Linked DNA regions of Mus musculus: region 2 is linked to region 1. The links are chromatin contacts, found by POLR2A ChIA-PET in ENCODE. All regions are on one chromosome and are shown on one strand. Each heading gives the region's core, a stretch centred on a gene start or an enhancer-like site at or near the end of the contact. The rest is flanking DNA. Distances are from core to core; before and after follow the strand shown. Region 1 holds the start of Rgs12 (regulator of G-protein signaling 12). Region 2 holds the start of Lrpap1 (low density lipoprotein receptor-related protein associated protein 1).

Region 1 (7,508 bases), core at 951-3,450:
ATTGTGAAAGGAGTGGGGACTACCACCTCCCTAAAGAGAACAGGACAGATGGACACTGCATCCTCTCACAGCTGAGTGTGCATCTAGAAACACATCTACAGGGCAGTAAAGCCACAAACTATTGTGGTCTTTGGTATGCAGGACCCATGGGTAGATCCACGTGTCCCACCCTGGCGAAGGTGCAAGGACCAGGCTGTTCCTCAGCAAGAAGGTGAAAACATTCCAGGAGCTTTGCAGCTGTAAACTGAGGACTTTGGATCTCCTGGCAACCCTAAAAGTCCTCACAGATCATGGCAGAGAGAGGCTTAAGAGAGAAGAGAAGGCCACGTGATGCTGGAACCAAGCCCTGAGCCCTGGGATGAGGCCAGTCTCCATCTGACATGAGAAGGGAAGGAGAATCTCTCTGATCCCCAAAGGACATTCGGCCAGTGAGACCCATTGCAGACTTCTGGCATTGAGCCTTGAAGAGCAAACTGTTTAAGCCACTAGATTTAAGCTCTGTAGGAAACTAAAACAAGTGCTGACTAGTAAGTGTTTGCAGGGTTTCCAGCAAACACACAAAAAGAAAGAAAAGGGGGTGGGGACGCTGCAACCACCATCATGCACTTGCTGCCAGAGCAAGGCAAGGAGCCCACAACCAAGGCAGCCAGATGGGACCAGCATGCTGGGCCTGTCTCAGATACAGATGTCAAATGACAACAGGATTAGAAACACAGGGCTCAGCCTCAACCTCTCCTACCTCTGGGATCCTTGCAGGAGCTACTGCAGCAGCCAGGTCACCAGGCTCGGTGTCACCTTTGTGACTACCCACGCTCCCACCCTCTGAGGTTGTTGTTCTAAACAGAATGCAAAAAGTGAGCCAGCCCTTGACACAGGGGATGACCACAAAGTGCCTCATGTCACAAGCTGGCAACTCCACGATGCACTGCAATTTGGTCTACTCAGTATAAACCCTGCCTTCTGACTCCTGCGCCAAGACTGGCAACACACAGGCCACCCCAAGTCTGAGGGCCTTTCCTCAGCTCCGGTATTTGCTGATCTCCTTTGCCAGCTCTCCAGCCTTTCATCTTTCCTGTCAGAAGCAACCCTCCTCCTTTGTCCCACTGAGGTAGGTTCCAAGAAACTTCACAGAAATGGCCTTGCATCCTTTAAAGATCCATCCTACTCCAGAGTCTTACCTAAGCCATTCCCTCTACCCCGTGACTTTCTCTATCCCAGCAGTGTGCCTGAAGTCCAGATCCTGCCAGCCTGAGTACTTGGTACTTGTCATCCAGCCCCCCCCCCCCAAATAAAAAGATGTAACATTTTTATCCCAGTTTTTCTGGAGAAATTGTCCTGCTGACAACTGTGCTTTCTTCAGAAACTTTTAGAATGTAAGCAGGCCCTTGATTCACAATTGATTTTGCTTCTCTCCCCTCTCCCACACACCAGTTGCTTGATGTAGGCTCAAGGCTTCCTCACCAGGGCGACCTCCATCTACACTCCATCTGAGGCCTTTTCAGGAACCTGGGCCCCTCCATTTGTATTCTATTGGTCAAAGCCCCTCTGTTTACACTCCAGGGGTTGGGCCCTAGCTACACACCACCCCTTCATCTACACTTCACAGCTGAGCCCTTATTACACTCTACAATTCTGCGCACACACACACACACAGTCCACAGGTTTGGGGCCCCTCTATCTACACTCTGAACCCCCTTGTCTACACTTCCCAGCTCTAACCCCTCCAGCTATTCTCGATGCTCGCTCGCTGTGGGCTGCCCTGCGTTCTTGCCCTACATTTCCTCAGTTCGGGTCCTTGGATACGGTCTCTGCCCAAACAATGAGACCGCGGGCTGAGTTGGACATTAAAGTCCCCTCATGGCCAGCCGGGCCGGCTTCTGAGCCGGGTCAGATCCCGCCCGAGTCCGGTGGGCTGCAGCCCTGCGGAACCCGCACATCCGGCCTGCGCGGGACCCCGGCCGCAGCCCGCGCGGGCAAGTTCCCGGAGTCCCGCGCGAACAAAGAAGGCGCGGGCGGTGCCCGAGCTCGGCCCCACGGCCGCAGGAGGACAAGGCCGGGCCGGGCGGGGGCGCGCGCCAGAGAAGAAAGACGCGCGAGGAGGCGCGCCGGCTCCGCTCACCTACCGGGCCGCCGCTTGCTCCCGCCGGGCGCCCGCCGAAAGCATCAACGGTCACCGCCGTCGCCGGGCCGGGGGCGGGGCTCCGGGAGGGGCAGGGTCCGGCCCCTGAGAGAGGAGCTCCGACTCCTGGGGGTGGGGCCCAGGGCCTAGGGGGCGGGGCTCTGGGGGCGGGACCCGTGAGGGGCGGGTCAGGCCGTTGTGCGCTTCGGGACTCTGACCCCGCGGGTCCTGCTTCTGGGGGTGTGGCTCCTGGAAGGGTGGGGAGTTCAGCCGCTTTTGGAGGGTGTGATTTGGGCTCTTGGTGGGGCTCATTCGAGATTCACCAAGTTTAGGATTTTGGTGGAGTCAGGTTTTGGGGGACGGAGCTGGATGAGGGGATAGATCAGGTCGTTGGACAGCTGGAGTCAGGGACCAACGGGATCCGGCTTCTGGGGGCCGGGCTCCTGGAGAGCAAAGTCCGCCCTACTGGACAGTGGCTCGGGGTCAGGCGGGATCGGACTCCTAGCACAGAAGCGCTCAAGAAGTAGGGACTTGCCTGGGACTGAAGACCTAACGGAAAGCTCAACATCCAGGGCTTAAGGCTAGACGGAGGCGGGGCGGAGCATGGAGGCCGGGGCGGGACTTCCGCCTTGGTCCAGCTGAGGGGTTGAGCTACCCTACTAAATCGCAAAAGCCAGATGGGTTTCTTTTTTGAATGGTTGCAGAGAGCTGGGATGTGTGATCTTCTTCACGTGCAGAGAGAGACCACTTCGTCCTCCTTCAAGGGGCAGCTCTGAGACACGATGCATTTGTGAGGAAAGTTTCCCACCTGCCAGGAGAGGGGTCATCTACCTGAGGGCGTGCATTTGAGATGGAGAGAAATACATCAATCCTGTCCCAAGCACCACTCAGGCTATGATACAATAGTTGCACAAACTGGTTTTATAGTTCCTACGCCCAACCTTTTCAGAACATTGGACCTTGTCTACCTCAAGGAGACCTTTCTTTGGTGAAAGACGTCAAGGGCAGAATTCCCCTTCCCTTCCCACATTGACTTCCGAGCAGCCACAGCGTCTTCAGAAGTTTCATTCCCAGTTAGAAACTAGCTAAAGTACTTTCAGAAAACAGGAAACTGGGCATTTTACTTAAAAAGTTTAGACCAGGAATTCACTGCCTAGGCCCTCTTTTTCTCAAACACCAGCCCCAGCCTGGTTCAAGCTTCTTGGTCTTGAGATTAAATCATCATAAAAACCCCATAGCTGTAACCTTTAACACTCACTTCCTCCCTAAATTCAGGAAATGTAAGTCACGACTGGTAGTCCCTCCAGTGTTTCCAGGACAGTAAACCCTGTGTTCTTGTCAGTGTGCAGCTTCGTTTCACTGCATAGGTAGATGTATTGACTGTCAATGTGTCTTGAGTAGGAAGCCCTGTGACACTGAGGCCAATGGAGTAACAGAGCCCTATTTCTATGCATGTGGTACCCCCTCACACCTCTTCTCTCAGCCTGGCCTCAATGACCTCCTTCAAGCTCAAAATCTCTCTGCTTACTTTCTTGGCCCTGCTTCTTCCTCTCCTGTCTTTTCCCCCTTTAAACATTCATTGCTGATCCATTCTACAGCCAGCAGTCAACCCTGCTAGGTAGCACAGCGTTGTCGTTTTGTGTGGGTCACTGCTCTTTCTGCTTTCTCCCCTATCCCATGACCACTCTTATCTTACTTCCAGCCCTAGAGATGCTGACAGTCCTCTTGTTGCCTGTCACCCTGACCCTCTGTGCCCTTGTGGAACCTCAACTATAAAGGACCTAATGTCAATAAGCTATCCCAGCGTACAAAAAGGGAGGTAGGGAGAAGGCAGAGGACCTTTGAAGGAAGCACAACCAGGCCAGAAGGAAGCAGGCCACAGGGGGCTGCCTCCCAGAGCTGTGGGAGACACCAAGAAGGACGGAGAGCAGCCAGCAGAGGCTGTGAAAGGCGTCCAGCATAGGGGTCTTTTTTGCTTTTCATTTCCTCCACACTGGGCTGCATTCCAGGTGCCTTATAGACTTGATGTAGGAACAGGGACGAAAGCTCAAGTCCCCAAGCCTGGATCCTCAGGCTGGCGAAGAAGCTAGTCACTGTGAAATCTCTATTCCTCCAGCCAAGATCCTTCATGTGGTCATGGATGGGCAGACCATGCTCAGCCCATGTTCTGTCCCTTTACTGCCCCTAGGTTGCTATCTCCCAGATTTCTGTTCCTCTCTGGTAGCACCTTTACAAGGGCAAACATGCAGGGTCAAAAACAGCCAGAAGTCAGTCACCTGTCTAAATTATCAGGCAAGGAGTTAGGAGGTGGGTTCAGCCATGGTGGCCACATGAGGAGCCCATACTGGACAAGTTAAGTTTTGGAATATGGGAAAATTCTAAAGGAGGACAGAGTGATGGCTGCACAGTTTACATGTGTTTGATGCCAGTTAACTAACTGGTGCTGATGGTGCTGATAGGGGAACCACACAGAGGTTCCTCAAAACATTACAAATAGGGCTGGTGAGATGGCTCAGTGGTTAAGAGCACTGACTGCTCTTCCAGAGGTCCTGAGTTCAGTTCCCAGCAACCACATAGTGACTCGCAACTATCTGTAATAAAATCCAATGATGCCCTCTTCTGGTGTGTCCGAAAGCAGCTATAGTATACTCATATACATAAATCAAAAAATATAAGAAAACATTACAAATACAACCATGTCATCTAGCAGTCCCACTACTGGTATGTATCCAGAGAAAGTGAGGGTTGTATGGCAAATACCTGCACCCCATGCTCACTGCAGCACTGTTCACAATGGTTAGGATATGGGATCCACTTATAAGCATGGGAATAAAGAAAATGTGACTTGGATCAGTGTTCCTGTCCAAGTGTCCAGCTGCCCTCTCACCTCTGAGGATGCTGCTCCAGCTGTTGGCCATCTTTCCTCATCTGTCGCTCCTGTACAGGCTCCACTCTGGGGCTGTCCTCTGGAACCAGATCTCATCCCTCCCCTACCCATAACCTCCCAGGGCACCCACCAGACTATGCCTACCACTGAAGGTCACATAGGCAAGACAGCTGTGCAATGCTGCGGCCACAAAGCCACATACGTACTCCAAACACAGAGATCTTATCTATAAAATCCTTCTGAACACTCCCCAGTACTGTGCAACAGGTAGGCCTTGGGGATATCTATGCAGGCAAGCATAAGGCTCGAGAAGCTGTAACAAGCTGGCCAGCAGGTGTGACTGCCATCCATGCTCCTGGCAGAGCCCTTTGCTGGGGAGGAGGAACAAAAGTTAGGGCCTTAGCACTATAAATAGGGGAGCAGGTTTGAAAGCAGGTACAGCAGCCACCCCATGAAAAGACAACCAAAGAAAGGCTTGCTGGGGACTTGGTGACATTAAAGGTAGATAGAAGACATGAGGAACTTAGAAAACAGTAGCTAAGAACCCCAAGTCCAGCTGAAATACACCCCCTGCCAAATTCACACACACACACACACACACACACACACATACACAGGCCATGTTGTTGATTGAACTCCCTGGCCCTTTCCTAAAATGCTGGCTCAAGAGCTCAGACCCCTCTGTCTGGAAAACTGTCCATCGGATCACCCCTCTTCCATGGTCTGTAGACACCACCAGCTGCACCGTGTTACAAAATTCATGAGAAATAAACAGATGAAATATATTAAATGAAGCATTATGTTTTTCACCAGAACACACGAAAGAAATTAAATAGGACATACTGTTACTAAATAGAGCCTGTGTTAATTAGGAAGACTGTTACCAAATAGAAGATGCATCAATTAATAGACCATATTGTTGCTGAGCAGAACAGAGAATCATTAACTACAGCAGACTGCTCCTGCGTTGGAGCCTTTTATTTCTCTTGGTTCTCAGAAGCCGGGGGATGGGGGACAGGGAGCTCCTGCAGGTATAGGCCTGGGGCAATTTCACAAAGCAGAAAAGGGCTTTGCTGCACAGGTGGATGTCCACATGCATAAGAAGAACGTCTGCATCCTGTGCAGATCCCACTTGGAAATGCTCTTCTTAAGGGACCCATCCATGCTATCAATATCACACTGGAAAGTTGCCAGAATGGCTGGGCATGGCAGCATACAGCTGTAAACATGGGACCTCCAGGCAGAGGCAAGAGGATCAGCAGTTGAAGGCATTTTATATAATAATAATAATTATTATGATGATGATGATTATGGTAATTCTATATAAGGCCAGCCTGGGCTATGTGAGAAAGCAAGGTGAAGTAAATCAGAAAACACCTCAAAGTGACAGCCATAGATGTTTAACTGCTGCTCTCTGGTTCCTTGTGATCAACCCTGGTGATGATGGTGCTGTGAGAGCTTTGAGGTAGAGTAGCTGTACCTCGCTGTGCTGGAGGCATGGGGCAGGGCTGCATGCATAAGTTCCCTGGAGATGAGGAATTTCAGGGAATAGTATCTTATTGCTGCTATTGTGTTTGGGAGCAGGAAGTTAGCCTCAAAGATAGGAACACGTTCCTGCAATATGCAAGATTCTGGGTGCCTCCCTAACAACACAAAAGAGCAGCAGAAGCCAGCATCGAAAATACTGCACTTGGTTTCCTAGTGACTTCCTAATGTGAACTACCAACCTGACCTGCTGTCCCATGAAATCCGAGGTGGCAGCTTTGTCCCTGAGAAGCGACTCTAGCCTCCAAAAGTGTCTGCTCACTGAGCTTTGTGGCCAGTGGAATAGGGACAGGACTGGGATACGCACTTAGCTAGAAGTTAGAAGGGTTGTTGGACCCTTCGTCACAAAGGGACAGGTTGCCTAATGAGAAGTGATCAGGATCAAAGGCTAAACTAAGTCATGTAGATGACACAAGCTGAGGCCTATGGTGGCCTCCACTCAGATTCTAGAGATGTCTTTGGACAGTCTTGGGGCCCCAGCAGAGACTTGTCAATGGTAGGATTCCTGTAGACATAATCCACTACATCCTCATGGAGTCTTCAGGGATGTAGGACTGTAAAGTCACCTAGCCTGGAGAGTTGTAGTTGGGGGAAGCAAGAAGTCATGGGTGTGGCTGCCCAGGGCCAAGCTCATCGTGAGTACTCAGGAGTTAGGACTTGGGGATGATTCTCCAGCTTCAAGATTACCATCCTCCCTCTGGCTTTTGGACTTGCTTGGATCCCTGTGAATGAAGGATGCTTGGAGAACCTGGAAGCCAGGTTAGCTTTGATATGTTAAATAGTTAGCTCAGCTGTTTACCCCAGGTTTGGAACTTAACAGAGCAGCACAGCAAGACAGACAGACAGACAGACAGACACACACACACACACACACACACATCCAGGGATTTAATAGTGACACTTATATCTCGAAGTAACCAAATAGTTGTCTAATTGGACTTAAGGTCCATCAGTAAA
Region 2 (7,377 bases), core at 4,385-6,884, 160 kb before region 1:
CCATCCATGCATGCATTCATCTATCCACCCATCCATCTATTCATCCATGCATCCACTAGCCCATGCATGCATGCATGCATGCATACATGCATCCATCCATCCATCCATCCATCCATCCATCCATCCATCTATTCATCCATCTACCCACCCATGCATCCATCTTTCTACTCATCTCCCCACCAGCTCTCCATCTATGCACTCATTTATCTACTCATCCATCTGTCCATCCACCCACTCATCTATGCCTTATATCCCTTTCTGAGCAGCAAGAAATATCTATAGAAACATAATACCTGTCTCAGAGAACACACAAGCTAGGAGGAGAAAGACGCATTCAGAACCCACAGAGGAAGATGCATAAGAGAGGACCATAAAGTCGCCTGTATGGCTGTGGGAGAGAACTGAGTAACTTGCAGTTCAAAATCATCAAAGGAGTGCAGATGAGGGTTTCAGAGGTATCACCCAGGAGAGATGTGAAAGCAAGGTCATAAAGGTGCTAGAGAGATTGACCTGTCTTTTGTATTTAGGTTTTAGGTTGTTTGGGGACTTTTGGTGGTAGTGGTATTTTTTTGTTATGATTTTACTTTCTACCAGTCATAGTTTGACTCTATAGCCCAGACTAGTTTGAAACTCACTCTGTAGTGTCCAGGCTGGCCTCAAATTCATGGTCCTACCACTTCAGCCTCCCAAGAGCTAGGGTTACAGTTACAGATGTGCATGCATCTCTACCATTTCCAGGTATAACAGGGTCAAGGGAGGGCCCAAATGTTGAGGATATAGGATATCATGGCTAGTCATGAGGAATGTGGAAATTATAGAGTTCACATGTTATTATAAAGAGGCCTATGATGTCTACCTGGGGTGGGATGATCAGAGGTTGAAAGAGACATACAGAGCTGTGCGAGATGGGGTAGGGGTATCCTTGAGGGCCTTTACTTGACACACACACAGAGAAACATCATAGAAAGATTAGTCCTGCTGGGCAGTGGTGGCGCACTCCTTTAATCCCAGCATTTGGGAGGCAGAGGCAGGTGATTTCTGAGTTCGAGGGCAGCCTGGTCTACAGAGTGAGTTCCAGGACAGCCAGGGCTACACAGAGAAACCCTGTCTCGAAAAACCAAAAAAAAAAAAAAAAAAAAAAAAGAAAAGAAAAAGAAAGATTAGTCCCAGCATCTGGAATGGTAAGTGGTGAGATGCAATTGAGGGTCCTGGGTTTCCCATGAGGGAGATCAAGCCAGGATGGACTTATTTCAAAGATGCTCTGGGGTCCTGGTGAAAGGAAAGAAGCTGGAGAGAGGGTAGTCAAGACGTGAGTCCTGCATGTCTCCAGGTGGTGAGGCTGCAAATGACAGAGATGCCTCTATGCATGTCTGGATACCTTTCTGTCAGCCAGAGTCACTACCCTCAGCTGCTCCCAGCTGTCCCTCTGGGGAACCTTGGCCAAATCTTCTCCCATAACCCAGTGGAACAGCAGCATGAAGTACCTAACGGGCCCATTCTCGAGGTGGGCGAGTAGGAGGTGGATTTGAGTCCCCTGGGCTCCAACTAGATTAGATGAAAACTGGATGGGTCACAACCTGGAAGGAATCTGAAGCCCTTTATACTTCCACATGCCCTCACTCCTCCCTCTCTCCCTTACTTCCTCTTTCCTCCTCTCTTTCTTCTCAGGGAGAATTGGGCTTTGCAGTAAGGAGATAGAAGCTAACTTGGGTCTTTCTTTCTTTCTTTCTTTCTCTCTTTCTTTCTTTCTTTCTTTCTTTTTAAATATTTATTTTATTTTATATGTGAGTACACTGTAGTTATCTTCAGACACACCAGAAGAGGGCTTCGGATCCCATTGCAGATGGTTGTGACCCACTACACGGTTGCTGGGAATTGAACTCAGGACCTCTGGAAGAGGAGTCAGTGCTCTTAAACACTGAGCCATCTCTGCAGCCCTGGGTAATTTTTTCTTAAGATTTAAGAATACAGACTAGTGGCAATGACAGTATTTGATCTGCTTGTCCCTTGAGTCAACTCTCTCTATTGGGCCACCCCCACCCACCCTCCCATTTCTACCCTCTTGGGGATTCCTTCTGCCCGTCTCTTCAATCTTTTCTACACTAGGTCCTGTATTTGTCTGCTTCTTGTTTGGTTTATTTTTCTACTTGGGTGAGCACTTGTGCCTGGAGTTTATTTATCTTCTCTCATGACGCTCTCTCCCATTTTCTCAACAGTTTGGCTAGGTATAGAATTCTAGGTCAGATGTCATTTTCCTTCTAATATGAAACTTGTTCTGCTCGTCTTTCTTTTTTATTTTAAAGACAAAGTCTCACGTTGCCCAGGTTATCCTCAAACTCACTATGTAGCTGAGGATACCCCTGAATTAATGATCCTCTTGTCTGTAATCCTTAAGTGCTGAGATTACAGCTCTGCATGCCTTGGTGTATGCCAGGCAAGCACTTTAACAATTGGCCCCTGCCCCTCACCCACTGTCTTTCTATTTTAAGTATTGTTGTTGGGAAACCTAAAGACGTTTATGGCCTTTCTGTTATTTTTCTCCTTTAAGAGGGGCTTGTAAAATCTTTTTGCCTCCTGCATTACATACTTTTACAGTTACATGTGTGGCTATAACTTGTATGGTTTATTTTCATTCTTTCTAAGAGTCCATGCCCTATGGATTCTTCTAACCTGACAATTAATTGTTCATCCCTTTTGGGTGTAGAAATTGTCTTAAATTGTTAATTTTGTCGTGAACTAGTTTCCATTTCCCCTGTGCCTTCTTTGTGGGAAGGGATGCAAACACTCCAGAGAGCACACAGATGGCCATCGGAGGACAACTAATGGCTTGCTACCTCCCTCTCTCACCATGTGGATCTCGGGTTTGAACTCAGGTAGTCTGGCTTGGCAGCAAGCACCCTTACCTCCAGAGCCAATTCACCTCTGTGCTGTCAGAAACTCCTGGTAACTAAGTACTAGGTCTCTTGGGTTGGAAACCAAGTTTTTCCCTTTCTGTTGACCATGTCCTTGTAACTTGAACCCGCTTTCTCAGAGTTTACGTCAATCATCTTATCATTGCTTAGGGTTTTGGATCGATAGCTCTTTTTGCTTCCCACCGTGTTTTATGTCTCACATCATTGTGTGCTATATATTCCACGGTCTAACAGTTTCTGTTGTCTCTGGAAGGATAACATCTCTTGCCATTTTCTTTCACTGTGTATATTTTTAGCTCCTATTTCCACTTGTGTTTGTTGTTTGTTTGTACCCCTGAGGACCAAAACCCAGGCATGTTGCCCCCTGCTTTGACCTCGCCACAGTCTTACATCTGTCCCTTCTGTTTTCTCCCAGTTGCTTCTCTGTGGCCGGCTGTTTCTGCTTCTCTCTTTCCCACCAGGGGCATTCCTTGGATTTGGGAATCCTTACGTGGTGGTCCATGGGAAGGAGCACAGTTTAGAGGCTGCCAGGAAGCTTCTTCCACGGCACCCATTTCACTGTGGATTCTCTTCAGACTAAGCAAAGGGCTGGCAGCTCTCCATCCTCTCATCCTCTCTCCCTTCAGAACTGCTACAGCATTCCCAGCCTACAGCATTCCTGGGAAGGATGCAGGTAGTGAACCCTGAGCAGAGGCAACAGGGCTCCAACCACCTCTGCCTGTGGGAGGCAGTCTTGGAACCTGTAGTGAAGGGGAGGAAGCCTGGCTCCAACTCACACCTGGAGTGCATCCACCAGAAGACTGGAGAAGGGTCAAAACGTCCGGTCTGTCCGGGGCCTTCATGAATTGCTAGGCTTGTTACAGTGAGACTGATCTGAGCACATAAACAAGGCTAGTGCATTAAACACTGACTGCCATGCAGCTGGGAGACTGTGCTCCTGGAGAAGATAGGTGACTAGGGACCAGCTTCACATTGTTATCTGAAACCGGAGAAAATAAATGAAGCAACTGCCCTTAAGATCTCAGACAAGCCGGGCGGTGGTGGCACAGGCCTTTAATGCCAGCACTTGGGAGGCAGAGGCAGGCGGATTTCTGAGTTCAAGACCAGCCTGGTCTATAGAGTGAGTTCCAGGACAGCCAGGGCTACACAGAGAAACACTGTCTCAAAACAACAACAACAAAAACAAACAACAACAACAAAAAAGATCTCAGACAATTGGAAGATAGCATCAGGTAGATAGATCTCTTTGAGAGTTCAAGGTGAGCCTGATCTACATAGTTGAGTTCCAGAGCTACTGAGTAAGATCCTGTTTGATCTAAACAACCAGACAAAGCCAAAATAACAACAAAAACCCCCAAACAAAAACAAAACCCTCTCTCCTATCTGAAAAGGAGACATTTTAGGCCGGGCAAAGTGGTGCACACCTTTAATCCCAGTATCTGGGAGGCAGAGGCATACAAATCTCTGAGTTTGAGGCTAGTTTGGTCTATATAGTGAATGCCAGGATAACCAGAGCTAACCAAACCAAACCAAAAATAGATCTCAGAAAACAGGTGCTAACGTCTGCAAACCACCAGGGTTCCAGATATACTGAACCCTTTTTGTGGAAACACAAAATACAGCTTAAAACTATTAAAAAAAGAAAAAAGCACCACTCCCCCCAAATATCCCCTACCCTTGTCCTCCATGTATCTCCCTATTGGAGACCCTTTCTGGTTGTACTGGTTAGTTTTGTGTCAACTTGACACAGCTGGAGTTATCACAGAGAAAGGAGCTTCAGTTGGGGAAATGCCTCCACAAGATCCAACTGTAAGGCATTTTCTCAATTAGTGATCAAGTGGGGAGGTCCCCTTGTGATTGGTACCATCTCTGGGCTGGCAGTCTTGGTTCTATAAGAGAGCAGGCTGAGCAAGCCAGGGGAAGCAAGCCAGTAAGGAACATCCCTCCATGGCCTCTGCTCGGCTCCTGCTTCCTGACCTGCTTGAGTTCCAGTCCTGACTTCCTTGGTGATGAACAGCAGCATGGAAGTGTAAGCCGAATAAACCCTTTCCTCCCTAACTTGCTTCTTGATCATGATGTTTGTGCAGGAATAGAAACCCTGACTAAGACACTGGTCATCCTTACCAGACGACTCTTCTGCCTGTCCCTCCTGGGCCCAAACTGCTGGTGCCTGTACCAGACTCCTGGGTTCCTCGAGCACCAGGTTGTCACCAGGCCAGGCCATGTCCCCAACAGGCTTGCTGGGCCTCACTATGTCCATTGGATTTTCTCCAGGGCTGCAGGTGCAGAGACTAGGCAAGTGCACAAAGCCTTCCAAACAGAAACCCCGGAGGGGAAGTGTCTGGGATGTGTCCCAAAGACGGAGCTGAGATAGCTGCTCCCGGGTTTAATGGCAAAATCATCTTCCGCCGCACTTCTTGTGTGATTACGAGGAGTGGGGCGGTGCATAAGTGCGCTTTCCCAGCTGCTTCTCCTTACAGCCCCGCTAGTGAGCTCTGAATTTTGCAGCCCCAGCGTGAAAATACCTTGGGATAATTGCTCTTTGCTGGTGTTGGGCAGGGCGGAGCCAGAGACCGAAAAGTGGGCAGTCATATGGGCGGGGCCTGGGGTGGGCGGGATCGGATTGAGAAGGGAGGCGGGGCCTCGCGGAGACCGGTTGATGGGCGGGGCTACAGATGGGCGGTCCTACAAGACCCAGTCCTGTCAGTCTGCTAGCGCTTCAGAGGAAGATGGCGCCTCGAAGAGAGAGGGTCTCTACGCTGCCCCGGCTCCAACTGCTAGTGCTGTTGTTGCTGCCGCTGATGCTTGTGCCCCAGCCCATAGCAGGCCATGGCGGCAAGTACTCGCGAGAGAAGAACGAGCCGGAGATGGCCGCCAAGCGCGAGTCCGGGGAGGAGTTCCGCATGGAGAAGCTGAACCAGCTATGGGAGAAGGCCAAGCGGGTGAGCGGGGCCAGGGAGACGCGCGGGGATGGGGGCGAGGTGCTGCGTGTGAGCGAAGGAGAGCAGGGCCCTGATTGAGAGGCCAACATAACCTCTGGGACGGGGAACGGCCTACCCTTTGTACAGCCCCCCTTTAAATGTCAGGTGGGCCATCTTGACCTCACTTGTAATAAGAGACCCATAGGCCCTAAAGGAACTTGGTGCTGGTGTCAAGGGCCTGTGGTTGCCTTTAGTGCAATTAGGGACCCTAAAGAATGAGTGACACCCACCCTTCCTAGCTGTGGACACCTCTGCCCAAAAAGCTAATTTTCCAAAGAGCCAATTCAGATGGAGGTAGAGGGGAGGGGGGGCACTTTCTACATGGGGCCAGACTTGGAAGTCTTTTCTTTATCTGTATTTACTCCAATGAAAGAAAAAAAAAAACGGTGCCCTGAGATAAGACTGTATGGAGATTGCAGAAGCCCCAGTTGCTAATGGAGCTGGTTAATTTGGGTAAAGCAGTTCCTTAGGGGATTGGAATTCCTTAGTATAGGTAAACACTACACCCTGTCTGGGGAATGCTGAAGTTAGATTTAGTAGCTATGCTAATCTCTCTTCCTTTTGAAATGGAGATATCCAGAGCCTGAGGGCTGGCCTGGAACTTGGGTCCCCTCCCAGATTACAGTCCTAGGCTAGGACTTGGGCTTTTGTTTAAGTATTCTTTCAGAGCCACACTATCTTCCTCTAGAGCTTGCAGAGGGTTGCCCTTTAGCCCTCCAGCTTAAACATTCCTGAGTTTGAGGGGAGAGTAAATAATTTGCAAACTAAGTGATTTTTTAAAATAAAACCGTGTAGAACTTTGGCCCTGGAGACTTTGGATGGAGAGGTAGTTGGGAGGTTGGCTTCTGGGGAAGGGGAGTGGTGCCTCACAGACAGCTTAGTGGCCAGCCAGTGTCTTTGAGAGACTGCTGCAAGAGGGGGACAAGTGTCCAGCCTGCAAAGGTTTAGGACAGCCCTGTGGCCTGGAAAAGCAGTTCAGCTTTCTGGGGGAAGGGTCCGGGAGCAGAGCTGGGAGTGGCTGTGTGAAGAGCATGGGAGCAGTGGGAACCATCTAGGGTAAAAGGCTGGCTGTCCCTGACCGCCATCTCCAGGGGTGTGCCCACGGGATGAGTGTGCTTCACCTGGGATTACCCAGTAAGATGAGGATGGGGCCACGAAGACATTAGCAGGTACCGTCGAAGACTGTTGGGGAAATGTGGTCTGCTGTCCGTAGATCCTGGGGTCTCTTTCACTCAGAAGGTGGCCCCCAGTCCTCCACATGCACATCCAGGTGACTTTCATCCTCACTCTGTGCCTTGGTGGTCTCCTGGACCTCCACCATGGCCACTGATCAGTGGCAGCATCAGATTATATTTCTGCTGGTTGTCCACAGTCTGATGTCACTGTGCGGACGGCTGCTCTCGTCATCCTGTCTAAGCCTTGGGCTGCACGTCATTCCAGCCCTCCAGCCCTAAAGTTCTGCAGGGGATTTGCGTTCACTTTTT

What was found. ChIA-PET counts read pairs that join two places held with the same protein, here RNA polymerase II (POLR2A).
Region 2: POLR2A ChIA-PET joins it to region 1 with 37 read pairs in embryonic stem cell. The contact joins the promoter of Lrpap1 here to the promoter of Rgs12 in region 1. POLR2A ChIA-PET finds 5 or more read pairs at or near these places in 4 of 5 experiments (Patski and embryonic stem cell).

What each region holds. Positions count from the first base shown.
Region 1 is chr5:34,944,140-34,951,647 of GRCm38, reverse strand. It overlaps Rgs12 (regulator of G-protein signaling 12), which reads right to left and starts at 2,200. Exons shown (of 17, transcript NM_173402.2): 1 at 2,124-2,200.
Region 2 is chr5:35,103,956-35,111,332 of GRCm38, reverse strand. It overlaps Lrpap1 (low density lipoprotein receptor-related protein associated protein 1), which reads left to right and starts at 5,634. Exons shown (of 8, transcript NM_013587.3): 1 at 5,634-5,854. The coding sequence starts at 5,642.